Regions from separate parts of the Mus musculus genome. Here regions 2 and 3 are each linked to region 1. Evidence: chromatin loops called from intact Hi-C (ENCODE). Cell type or tissue: left cerebral cortex. All regions are shown on one strand. Links, peaks and the distances in the headings refer to the core of each region. The heading gives the core; the rest is flanking DNA. Region 1 overlaps Prkag2 (protein kinase, AMP-activated, gamma 2 non-catalytic subunit). Region 2 overlaps Galnt11 (polypeptide N-acetylgalactosaminyltransferase 11). Region 3 has its middle 7.1 kb from the start of Gm33836.

Region 1 (4,210 bases), core at 942-3,441:
TGGGTGAGTGTAAGGAGGGCAGGCACACTGCTGGGTGAGTGTAAGGAGGGCAGGCACATTGCTGGGTGAGTGTAAGGAGGGCAGGCACACTGCTGGGTGAGTGTAAGGAGGGCAGGCACACTGCTGGGTGAGTGTAAGGAGGGCAGGCACACTGCTGGGTGAGTGTAAGGAGGGCAGGCACATTGCTGGGTGAGTGTAAGGAGGGCAGGCACATTGCTGGGTGAGTGTAAGGAGGGCAGGCACACTGCTGGGTGAGTGTAAGGAGGGCAGGCACACTGCTGGGTGAGTGTAAGGAGGGCAGGCACATTGCTGGGTGAGTGTAAGGGGGGCAGGCACATTGCTGGGTGAGTGTAAGGAGGGCAGGCACATTGCTGGGTGAGTGTAAGGAGGGCAGGCACACTGCTGGGTGAGTGTAAGGAGGGCAGGCACACTGCTGGGTGAGTGTAAGGAGGGCAGGCACACTGCTGGGTGAGTGTAAGGAGGGCAGGCACACTGCTGGGTGAGTGTAAGGGGGGCAGGCACACTGCTGGGTGAGTGTAAGGAGGGCAGGCACACTGCTGGGTGAGTGTAAGGGGGGCAGGCACACTGCTGGGTGAGTGTAAGGAGGGCAGGCACACTGCTGGGTGAGTGTAAGGAGGGCACACTGCTGCGTGAGTGTATCAGGAGCCTGGAGAAAGGAAGTGACATCATCAGAGTTCAGCAGGCTTCAGGAGGAGCCGGCAGATGACAGCTTCAGAGGAATGCTTTGCACAGCTCAGCTGTTTAACGTGGCTCTAGCAGGGCCACACGGTGGCTGGGCCACACACTTGGTTAACCCTGTAAGCCTCTCATTCTCTGTTTAGTCACCTGTTGGACGTGGTCCACTTTAACCTGCTAGCGTCCACTGCTCTTCATTGCTCAGCAGACGGTGCCTCACACCAGGGCCTCTCACCCCAGCTCTGGCTCTTCTATCAGACCGCACTGCTTCCTTCCAGTGTCCACAGTAGAACCTAAGCCTCTTGCTTCGTAGGTGAGGAAGCTGGGACCTCCATGCTAGGCTTCCCCACCCCCACCTCCGCAAGAGACCCTTGGATGACTAGCCAAGAACTCAAAGACAAACCCTAACCCACTCTTGTTCTGCATGGCCAATGTCACTGTCCCTGTTAGCTCCTATCTAACAGAGAGCAAAGCTGACCCTTAACTGGGCTTAAAACCGTCAAGTATTTAAATTTTGTATTTAGAGTCTGAGTCATACTATAGCATGCATGTATATCTTTTTATATGGCCTCCCTACAAATACATGCATAAATACACATGTGCACACATGCGCATGTGAATACAAATATTTGTACATATACACATATGACCCTCCAATCCCTCGAAACACATTATATTTTAGGGCTTGAGGAAATGAATTTATCAAGGTCTCTGACCCCATCATGGCTGCATGTGTCTCTTTGCTGAAGGCTCCCTGAGCATCTCTGGGCAACCCTTCTGCTGTGTCATAAGCACGTGGAGACAGATTCTCGGTGCCTAGAGACAAGAGCTACGTAACAACCCTGCCAAAAAGCCAGGCAATGGGAATCTAGCTACCAAGGAACACGGACTAACAGTCAGAGTCTGAGGAGTACCAGGCATCCTGAAGACCACGTATAGCCAGGGCCCTGGGGCCCTCTGACGGTGCCTCAGTTACAGAGCCAAATAAGGACAATTCAGGACTTCCGGCCCCAAGGTCAGAACTCAGGGTACGGACAGCCTAGAATCAGGATGCCCAGCTCACGGGCCATACTGGGGATTCTCATGGCACTGCCTAAGGGCAATGGGCAGCAAGAGCAGTCTCAAGCCAGGGTCATGCTCAAGGTCACAGCAAGAGAAGACTAACAGAGGACGGGGACAGCCTCACATGATTGTAGGTGCTACTGTTCATATATGCGCGGGGGACACTGGTCTAGTGGCCCCCACTCACCACCCACGTGGGTCCATACAGCCTGAGTAAGCAGATGGCTCAGCCCCCAGCACCAGCACGCTCTCACGCAGAGTCGCAGGAGGCAGACAGTTGCATGCGACTGCACCATAAGGAAAAAGTGGGTGGGCAGGACAGGGAGGGAAGCTTGTAGGCAGAAACCAGCATGATGGGAACAGACCCAGAACCACGCCCACATCTCCACCGTATGGATCCCATGGAGATGGCCTGTTTGCTTGCTTAAATAGAAGTTACCTTGTGCCAGTGACAGTTACTACCATCATCTCCACTACCAAAAGAATGCTCCAATACGGAAAGATGACAATGCCCAAGGGAAGAAAATCGTCAGGGATGGGAGAAAACACAACAACAACAACAACACACACACACAGGCCCTCTGCTCTTGCCAGATTTGGAACACACGTGACTCTTGGTGTATCTCCAGTAAATGAAGAAAGATTATTTATATTTTATTTATATTTTTTTGAAGCCTGGTCTCATGTAGCTTAGGCTGGCCTTGAACTCACTATGTAGCTGAGAATAACTTAGACGTTCCAATCCTCCTGCCTCCACCTCGCACTCGCTGAGCTGACAGGCACACACTACCAGGTCAGTTTCTGCAGTTCTGGGGACAACTTTGTGCATGCCAGCTAGGTAGGCAACAACTCAGCTGTCGTGCAAGAAAGATGATTTTCTTTCTGAAGTCCTAATTTGTTCTCCTTTGCTTCTGGCTCCCCTCTCTGTATGGCGCCATTTCCTTAGTTCAGAGAAACCAGGAGCCTATCAAGAGTCACCCAGCTAGTGATGGGCAGCAGGAGAGAGGTTGGATCCACAAAGCCTCTATCCCTAATCAACCCAAGGCCTATAATCCCAAGGAAGCCAGAGCAGGTATGCCAGGCACATCCATTCAAGCACAACATTTCTTGTGGGATTGGCAGCGCCTGAGAAGATATTTTTGCCTTCTTTATCTCCCCCAAGTAGGATGTAGAGAGAAGCAAGAAGAAATATCACTGGGGGTGGGGGGTGGGGAGGGAGACCAACATAGATTTAAGAGGCAACCCACTGGGTTCAAACTTCAGCCCGGCCCTCACCAGCTGTGTCCCTTGGGCAATGACTCATCCCTTCCGAGCCTCCATTTCCATGATTATAGAATTGGGCAACAAGCAGAATCAGGTCAGGCTGTGATTGGCTAAGTGACAGAACACTTGAAAGAGGCTGGCATGATGCCAAGTGCCGAATGGTGTCCAGCAAAGACTAGTGTGGAAGTCTCTTTCAAAGATGACCCTGGCCCAAGATGCAGTCCTGCTGAGCACACCACAGTGTCCCAGGGTTGGCTGCCGCAACTACACTAAGCCCTAGAACTGGGTCAGAAGGCAGGTTTTTCCACCTGGTGAAATTTGGCTCTTAGGAGACGAAGTAAAGGGAGGACAGGGGCAGTGGTGGAGAGACAACAGAGAAAGAAAGAAGACAGCAAAGGGGAAGGTAGGTGGTAGCAAAGGCTCTGATGGATTGTAGCCCCAAGGCTTAGTACAGAAGGATGCATTCCCAGGGCTCCCACAGCAAACTGAGACAGCAAACAGCAACACCGGAGGGGAAACACTCTAAGCCCCATACCTATTCACAGGGAGCCAAGGATGGATCACTCCCATAAAACATGCCCACTGAAGATCTGAGTGTTCTTAGGGAGCAGGAGATACAAATACCCTTGAGCAAGGGGCCTTTCTTAGCAGAGCATGTAGTGAACAAACGCAGTCCATGTGGAAGATGACAGGATAGATCAGAGCTGGAAAATGTCATTGTTTTTCACTGGGTGACATTCAGGACCTTCCTTTCTGCTGGCTCCCAACTGCCAGAGTGCTGAGACTTACAGAGTTCCAAGAAAATGAGGAACAAGGCCAGTGCAGAGGCTCGCCTGGCTCCAGGCTGCAGACCCAGCAACAGTTGGGAGGGCTTATGGGGGTGTGGGTTGAGGATATTCATAAATCAGCCTGTAAAAATTGCTGGCGATAAACACCTTGCTCCCTCCGTGCATCTTCTTAGGTTGCACATTGCCTCCGGCACCATCTGTCTGTTCATCACAGTGGTTCAGTATGTGGGCTCAGGTGCCAGACAGCTCCAGCTAGCTGCCTGGCCTCGCTGACTCTAACTCGTAGCCTGTTTGCAGATTTTTTTTTACCACCTGCATAATGCAAACAATCGTAGCTCCACTCACCTGGCAAGGGTGGGGATGGAACAGGCCATGCAGAGGAGTGGTGGTGGACACAGTAA
Region 2 (4,210 bases), core at 990-3,489, 170 kb after region 1:
AGTTTGTGCCCTCTCTGAGGAAAGTGTACATTTCAGAAAAAACTCTTGGCCATAGGACTTCCCCTGAACCCTGTTGGCAGTGCAGAGGGTGGTTTCTTGGTGGGGGTGGTCATGGTGGCCATCCATAGCCTGTATATAACATGTCCACCCACGTTGGTCAGCTGTACTTTGGTCAAGTGTGAAGCGTCACTCTTGTATCTTCTCCCTTCACCTCTGCAGGAGAAGTCCTGGTGTTCCTGGACAGCCACTGTGAAGTGAATGTGATGTGGTTACAGCCCCTGCTGGCCATTATCCTTGAGGACCCACACACAGTGGTGTGCCCCGTGATTGACATCATCAGTGCAGACACACTCGCTTACAGCTCATCCCCAGTAGTTCGGGGAGGTTTCAACTGGGGGCTGCACTTCAAGTGGGATCTAGTTCCCGTATCTGAGCTGGGAGGCCCTGACGGCGCCACGGCCCCAATAAGGTAAGAGCAGTTGGAAGAATCCCACTAGCCTTTCTTTAGAAAAGAACAGTATATTAAAGAAAAGTGATTCTTAGTAAGGGGCAAAGGAATGACTAAATTTACCCAGCAAAAACAATTTTAAGTCTGGCAGTGGCGATGCACACCTTTAATCCCAGCACTTAGGAGGCAGAGACAGTCAAATCTATGAGTTTGAGGCCAGCCTGGTGTATACAGCATTACAAAAGAGACCCTGTCTCAAAACCACAACACATTTTGGTTTTGGTTTTTTGTTTGTTTGATACAGGGTTTCTCTGAGTAATAGCTCTGACTGTCCTAGATCTCACTCTGTAGACCAGTCTGGCCTCCAAGTCAGGTCATCTGCCCCTGCCTCTCGAGTGGTGCTGGGATTAAAGGTGTGCACCACCGCACCTGGCCCAGTGAGGTTTCTTACGTGGTGTAGGTTTGTATGAGCCCAGGCAAGAATCAGTCACTGTCAGTTGCCTGTGAGTGCTGTGTAGCTGGTAGGGGCCGTGAATAGGTAACTGTTGTCTGGGGTACTGTGGGCTCTGTGTGCTGTGGTCTGTATCACTCATCTCCAGGTCATCACCAGAGGCTGCAGAGATCTGCATCTGAGACCACAAGTGTATTAGATTCCAAATGTTTTTTTTTGCATTTTAGAATATTTGCATCCCTGTGATTGGATATTCAAGATGAGACCCAAGGCGTACTGCAGTAAACTTGTGCTTTCACACACTTTCTCAACAAGAAGTCACATCTGTCTTTTTTGTTTTTGTTTTTGTTTTTTAATTTTTTCCTATAATATATTTTGGTCATATTCTTTCTCTTCAACTCCTCCCAGATACCTCCTTACCCACCCAACATCATATTCTTTCATAAAAAATAAACACACACAAAAAAACAAAGCACACATGAAAATACACACACATACCCAAAGAATCTGTTTTGTGTTGGCCAATTATTCCAGTGCCTGGGGCCTGCTTTGGGTGTGGTTGATATACCAAGTGTCACTCCATTGATGAAAACTTGCCTTTCCCTGACAACTGTCAATTACAAATACTGTCTTGACTGTCTTATTTTTGATTCCTTTGAAAGTCCTTTTTAAAAAGCGTTTTCCAGATATTTATAAGTAGGTTTTGTTGTTTTAAAGACAGATGGGGCTCATGTCATGTAACTGCCGTACCTGGTTTATGTAATACTGGGGACTGAAACTAGAGATTTCTGCCTGCTGTAAACTCCCTTACCAGCTAAGCCCCATCCAAGCCCATGTGTAAATGTTTCTAAGAGCATCTACTTTTCTCCCAAGCTTTCAGTCTTGCCTTCTGTCTTGAGTGTATTGAATAGTTACTTTGAAGTCCGTTTGATACCTTCATAATTAAAACTTCTTTACGTCTCCACATTATTGTGGGCTGTTTCTCTTTTCTGTGATTTAGCTCCCGCATTGCGTGATTCCTCGTCTGTCTGTCCTTTTGCTAGACATTCTGGAGTCCTTGCTGAGTGTGCTGCCTCTCTTCTATAGGCTCACCAGGATTCCTGAACTCCAGAGCAAGGGCTCAGAAGCCTGGAAGTTGGGATTAAGCCTTTAGGTAGTGTCTGCTGCAGCTTTTCTTATTGCAAGACAGCCGCAATCTAAGCTTTAATGGCATTGTCCTTTGCTGGCAAGCTGCTGTGGGGGATGGAGGAACCCTCATGTATTTTAGCAGTTATCAGCATCCCTGGCCTAGAGCAGATGTTAGCACTAGCCTCCACCCCACCCACATGCCAGGCACAATGACTAAATATGTAGAGTTCTGAAAATGCTCTAACATTACAGATGTCACCGCTGGCACAGCCATCCACTTTGAGAGCCACTCCTGATGTCTGTCTTACTCAAAAGTTTGAGATTTTTTTGTGGTAGGTCCTGGAGTCAATTTTTGTTCCCCTCTACCAGGCCCTCAAAAGGAATTATAGTCATTGCCTTTGGTTCCTTTCAAAGTCAATTACAGTAAGAAAGGTACCTCAATACTTAGAACATAACCTTATGCCAGATACCTCATATAGCCTCAGCAATCCAGAAAATTCCAGTGTGTAACCCAGCCTCTTCCCTATTAGACGACCATGTTTCTTTCTTATCTGTTATCCTCTGTTGTTACCTCTTTTGTAATGACAGCTAATCTTCTGTGCCCCAGAGTCTCAGGGACTTTGTAAATAGTTGGTAACTGGTCCTATTGAATGAGCACAGGCTGTGGTTCTTTTCTAGGTCACCTACAATGGCTGGAGGCTTGTTTGCCATGAACAGACAGTATTTCAATGATCTTGGACAGTATGACAGTGGCATGGATATCTGGGGAGGAGAAAATCTGGAAATCTCATTTCGGGTAATTTTGATTTTGTGTGTGATCTGTTCCTAAATTGCTTGTAGTAGAATCTGATAGCAGTTCAAGGGCAGAGAGAGCAGGTGGGCCCCGCAAACCACTCTGAATCTGTAAGCATGGCTGTTTGTAATTTAGAAACATACCACAGTTTTTCTCCATAACCTTTCAGGTTGAACGCTTATATAGAAATCAGTAGTTCAGCTTTCTTTCCTAGCAAAAGTAAGTGAATCTCACAAACGTTAAGTATGTATTCACATGACATGGCATGACATGACATGACATGGCATGCATATGGAGGTCAGAGGACAGTTTGCAGGAAATCGTTCTCTGCTTCTACCACGTAGGTCTTGGGGATTGAGTCTAAGTTGTAAGACTTTTCTGCACGTGCCGCCCTGTCTCTCAGCCCTGGAACCAAGTTCTTACGCGTGTGCTCTTGTGCCCATGTGGAAGCACAGTGGATAGGAGCTGCCCTCTCCTTCTGCCATGTGGGTCCTAGGGATTGAACCTGAGTCACGAGGCTTGGTGGCAAGCCGTTTTACTCACTGAGCCCTCTTGCCAGCCTTAGAATCAAGTTCTTTTGAATTTAATCACTCTGTATAGTTTATGTTAAAAATATTTTTGCTGGGGAGCTGGCTCAGTGGTCAGAGCACTTACCCTGCAAGGAAGCGTAAAGGAGTCTGGATCCCCACAGCCAAGGTAAACGCCAGGCTGGGCTGGCTCCTCACTGTAACTGGAGCCTTGGGAAGCAGAGCAAGCCGGCTAGTGCGAGCCGCCAGACAGGGGAGCTGGGTGTGACTGAGACCCTGCAGCAAAGGTATGAGGCAGAAGAGAGACAAAGGAACCACCCCTTCCCCAGATATAATTTTTATTTAGTTTACGTAAACGGGTGTTTTGTATGCGCGTATATCTGCACACCAGAAGAGGGCATCAGATCCCATTAAAGGTTGTGAGCCACCCATTTGGTTGCTGGAAATTGAACTTAAGACCTCCGGAAGAGCAGCCAGTGCGCTTAACTGCTAAGCTACCTCTCCATCCCAAGGTTCCCAGTATTCTTAGGCCTCAGTGTTCACTCTCATGTATGGCATGCGCATTTGTAAGTTCAGATGTTCCTTGTCCTTAAATCCTTAAGAGCAACCAAAGATGATAACATTTTTAATTTCAGAAGGACCTAATTTGTAGGTGCCCCCCACTTTATATCTAGTAAGATAAGCATCTGTAAGCTGCATAGCCACCATTCATAAAGGGTCAGTCATGAAGATGTGCGCTGCTTCGGTCTGACAGCCATCCTGTTTGCTTCTGGCTAGATCTGGATGTGTGGCGGCAAGCTCTTCATCCTCCCTTGCTCAAGAGTAGGACACATTTTCCGAAAAAGGCGACCGTACGGATCTCC
Region 3 (4,210 bases), core at 700-3,199, 75 kb after region 1:
CTGATTGCAGAGATGATCTTGGGTTCCCAGTGAAAGTGGAAATCCCATCTATATTCATTGATTGTTCCTGCAACATCCTGCACGATGTTAGAAGAAAGAGCTTAGAAGCAAGAGCTCAGGCTGTGAGCTACCAACATGGTAATTTCTTTGAGAAGCATGGGCCATCGTCATGGGCCACACACATGCAGAGAACAATGAACATGGTTAGAGCAGTCACAGTAGCCACAGGATGCCTGTGGGTAAGTCAGAACTGCGGAAGCACAGCTGAGCTAAACCCTGGAAGAAGAATAGGGCTTGGCTGGCTAGTATTGTAGCAGGCTAGTAGAGTTGTGTGGCATTCAATATGTGGACTGAGGGATGCTCTCAGCAAGGAGAGATAAAGGAAGTCTTTGTGGAGCATAGTAGAGTAAGGGTGAAGTGGAAACTTAAGGGATCTTTTGAAAGTCAGTTGTATCAGATGGCGTTTTGCTGGGACAAATGGGCAAAAGAACATTTCGCTGAAGCAGACACATGAGAGAGGATGTTTTGCTAAAGCAAGCACACGGAAGGACACATGATGAATCAGGATTCTTTGCTAACTACACACATGTATTGGTCTGCCTTACATTGCATAGTTGAGCTGCATTTGTCAGGACTCCATAGAGAGAAATGCACCAAGAAACTTGTGGTGGTGTGCTGCTGTTTCTTGCCACGTCCGTGGACTTGGGCTGATTGGCAGAGTGATGTCAGCTGAGACAGACCCATGGAGGGCACATGATGTTGGAGTGTATAAATAGAACTCGATGGACAGTGAGAGGAATGAAGCTTGACTTGCTAGTACAGCTAGCTGTGCAATGTTTGTGGGCCTTGAATCTTTGCTGATTTTCACTTCACTGTGAGAGGCACAGCTGAGAACTTCTCCTAGCATCCCTCCTGGTCCTTCCTGCTGATTCAAGCCAAGGCTGAGGCCTGTATGTCTCTGCTAGGTCATGTCACCACTATTGCTAACCGGAATTTACCGAACTGGACTGCTGGTGTATCCATGAAGTGTTTTTGAGTGAATCGAGCTGCTGCTACTAACCTGTGAGCTGAACTGTAGATGTCCAGACAACACAGATGGAACCAAAGAACCTTTCAAACAGGTCCACTTCCCCCATACATTTTCTTTTCCACTACCTTTGATGGGTGGTGGGCTAAAAGGAAGGTTAAAGCGTTTAAGAACTGTACTGGCTAGTTTTGTGTCAACTTGACACAGCTGGAGTTATCACAGAGAAAGGAGCTTCAGTTGAGGAAATGCCTCCATGAGATCCAACTGTAAGGCATTTTCTTAATTAGTGATCAAGGGGAAAGGCCCCTTGTGGGTGGGACCATCTCTGGGCTGGTAGTCTTGGGTTCTATTAGAGAGCAGGCTGAGCAAGCCAAGGGAGGCAAGCCAGTAAAGAACATCCCTCCATGGCTTCTGCATCAGCTCCTGCTTTCTGACCTGCTTGAGTTCCAGTCCTGACTTCCTTTGGTGATGAACAGCAGTATGGAAGTGTAAGCCGAATAAACCCTTTCCTCCCTAACTTGCTTCTTGGTCATGATGTTTGTGCAGGAATAGAAACCCTGACTAAGACAAGAACCATCATTAAAAATAGGTTTTGAAAAAAATTAAGGTTACATAGGGGTCATGGAGGCAAGACTGGACCAGGCTGCTTTTTATACTATTGGTATAATAGCACTCAGTCCTCTTTAATATACAAAAAAGGAAGGAAGTCAACAATGGCTTGGGGTTGCCTCTATGGGATGCTGAGGAAGAAGTCAGGGAAAGGGACCACCCGTCCTCCTAGTCTTACACACTAACTAGGGAGGTGCAGCAGGCCTGAGAATGAGCTGTTTCAGGGGGGGACATGGGCTTTCATTTTCTTCCCAATAGAGGAAGGGTGACAAACAGCAAGCCGGGATGATTTTGGCATCATGGACGAATACAGGAGAGACCTGAAGGAAGAAGGAAACACGTTTGGCTGTGCCTGTCAGGCTCATTATGCTGAAGAACAGGAGTATGCAGACGTGAGCAGACTGGCATGGAATGCAGAGGTTGAGACACACCAGAACCTGAGGCGGACTCGTTAGCACAGATACATGTGGCGCCGTGAGTGGGAAAGACCATTAAGGAGAAAACACCAGATGGCAAATGTGGGCTGTGCACATCCTTAACCTCCTGTGCTCATGGGAGACTCTGCCAATAAATCACAGTGTTCTTTCTTTCAGAACCCAGTGCTGTACAAGGCAGCCTGGCAACAGCGTCAAACGTTGCAGTAAGATCCTCCTGGATAAAGTCTTAAGTAGGCGCCTGCCGTTGACATATGGGGAGTCACTGGTCATTAGGGGGTCGGGGGTGCACATGCACGTGGAGGCCAGAGGCTGATGTCAGCTATCCTCCTTAGTCACTTTTATTTATTTGAGACAAGATCTCTCACTGAACCTGTATGCAGCTCTGTGATTAAAGCACATCACCATTCCTGCCTGGCTTTCACAAGGATGCTTGGGATGAAACGCAGGTCCCTATGCTCAGCAAAGACTTTACCAACTGAGCCATCTCCCCAACCCCTGGAAACTATTGTCTTTAATGTTACACGTCTAATGTTAAAAGTTTGTGTTGTTATTGTCTTTTGGTTTTGTTTTTTGTTTTTGGAGACAGGGTTCCTCTGTGTAGCCCTGGCTGTTTTGGAATTCTCTCTGTAGACTAGGCTGGCCTCAAACTCACAGAGATCTGACTGTCTCTGTCTCTGTCTCTGCCTCTGCCTCTGCCTCTCTGCCTCTGCCTCTGCCTCTGCTAATTCCACCGCCTCTTTCCCCTACCCCCACCCCCAGCCCTGCTCCCAACCCATATTCCTGTCCCAGTGCCTTCTTCCCTTCTTTTCTCCCTTGTCACTAGTCTGCTGTAGTTTGGATCTAGAGTGTCTGGAATGGGTTGTCTGTTTGGGGCTCAGTCCTTGGCTTAACACTATTGGAAGGTGGAAGAGCTTTCAGGAAGTGGCCTAAGGGCTCCACTGGGATAGTGCTTACCCAGCACACCCAGAAGTCTCAGTTGTATCATCAGGGTGATGGGAAGCTAACTAATGTAGGTGGTGAGAAGAAGCTATGTTCTGTGTTTGCAGGAAGACTTCTGTTGCTCTTTCCTCACTGTGACTTCTGTAACCTACCTGCCTGAGATACTCAGGGAAGCTGAAAGGGCTTTCCACTTCCTTTCTTTCCTTTTTTTTTTTTTTGCTGAATGTGCATGTGTGTGTGTGTGTGTGTGTGTGTGTGTGTGCGTGTACGTGTGCATGTGCATGTGTGTTTATAGTGGTATGTGTACATGAGTGCAGATGTTCCCAGTGGTCAGAAGCAGGTATAGGATCCCCTGGAGCTGAAGTCACAGGTAGTTTTGAGCTGCCCAAGCAGGGTTCTGGGAACAGGACTTAGGTCCTCGGTAAGAACAGTCTGTGTGGCCCCGTAACCTCTCTGTGCCCTCTCCAGCCCCTGCGCTTCCTGCTTTGTGCTGATGCTCTTCTCACTTGATGCAACAGATGGTGCTGGAGGGGCCACACCTAGGGCAGGTGGGCATGGACAGATTCCCTCTTGGCCCTCTCTTGGGGACTGTTGATGGGGAATTAGCCTGTCTCCCTCTCCTCTGGAAGTGCCCCTCGAAGGACGCAGCTCACACCACAACCACACTGTGGCCCGGGGTACCTATTCTCTAGGTCATACCCATCTAGAATCTTTCCATATTGAACAGAGGGAATTTGACTTTCAAATTCTCTCTATAGAGTTATTCATTTTAAAGTTTTCTTTTTCTTCATTTTAAAAGTTATGGAGCCAGGCAGTGGTGGTGCATGCCTTTAGTTCCAGCACTTGGGAGGCAGAGGCAGGCAGATTTCTGAGTTCAAGGCCAGCCTGGTCTACAGAGTGAGTTCCAGGACAGCCAGGACTACACAGAGAAACCCTGTCTTGAAAAAAAAAGTTATGGTTTGTTATACCAAACCAAAAACTTGCCATTTTGGATAACTTTCAATGTATCAGCAGTCACAAGGTATGGCTGTCACCATTGTCCATTTCAATAACAGTTCTCCACTTCCTAAACTCAAACTCTACTACTGTGCCATACTGATCCCTGGCTCACACACTCCCCAGCCCTGGGAACTACCATTCTGTGTCATTATTTTGTTTTTAATATTTGTGTATATTGTCTGTGGGGTATGGGGGTGTT

Evidence for each region. A loop is a pair of places that touch in the nucleus more often than their neighbours do. Peaks named below come from ENCODE experiments on the same cell type or tissue, not always from the same donor. Only the 100,000 strongest peaks of a DNase experiment are listed, where the experiment ranks them.
Region 2: it touches region 1 in a loop (11-fold over the local background); 2 of 42 quality-filtered maps call a loop at or near these places.
Region 3: a loop joins it to region 1, with 5 times the contacts of the local background. A loop is called at or near these places in 3 of 42 quality-filtered maps.

What each region holds. Positions count from the first base shown.
Region 1 is chr5:25,083,293-25,087,502 of GRCm38, forward strand. The region is part of intron 1 of Prkag2 (protein kinase, AMP-activated, gamma 2 non-catalytic subunit); the gene reads right to left. Among named protein-coding and RNA genes, the nearest start is that of Gm42232, 15 kb to the right of the region's middle. In left cerebral cortex, for the core only: no CTCF peak of the experiment used is centred there; DNase peaks (open chromatin) are centred at 2,093 and 3,096; H3K27ac peaks cover 2,375 bases.
Region 2 is chr5:25,254,688-25,258,897 of GRCm38, forward strand. Galnt11 (polypeptide N-acetylgalactosaminyltransferase 11) reads left to right here. Exons shown (of 12, transcript NM_144908.4): 6 at 220-469; 7 at 2,706-2,823; 8 at 4,125-4,210. Among named protein-coding and RNA genes, the nearest start is that of Galnt11, 34 kb to the left of the region's middle. In left cerebral cortex, for the core only: no CTCF peak of the experiment used is centred there; a DNase peak (open chromatin) is centred at 2,203; H3K27ac peaks cover 1,194 bases.
Region 3 is chr5:25,158,583-25,162,792 of GRCm38, forward strand. No RefSeq gene overlaps it. Among named protein-coding and RNA genes, the nearest start is that of Gm33836, 7.1 kb to the right of the region's middle. In left cerebral cortex, for the core only: no CTCF peak of the experiment used is centred there; a DNase peak (open chromatin) is centred at 2,133.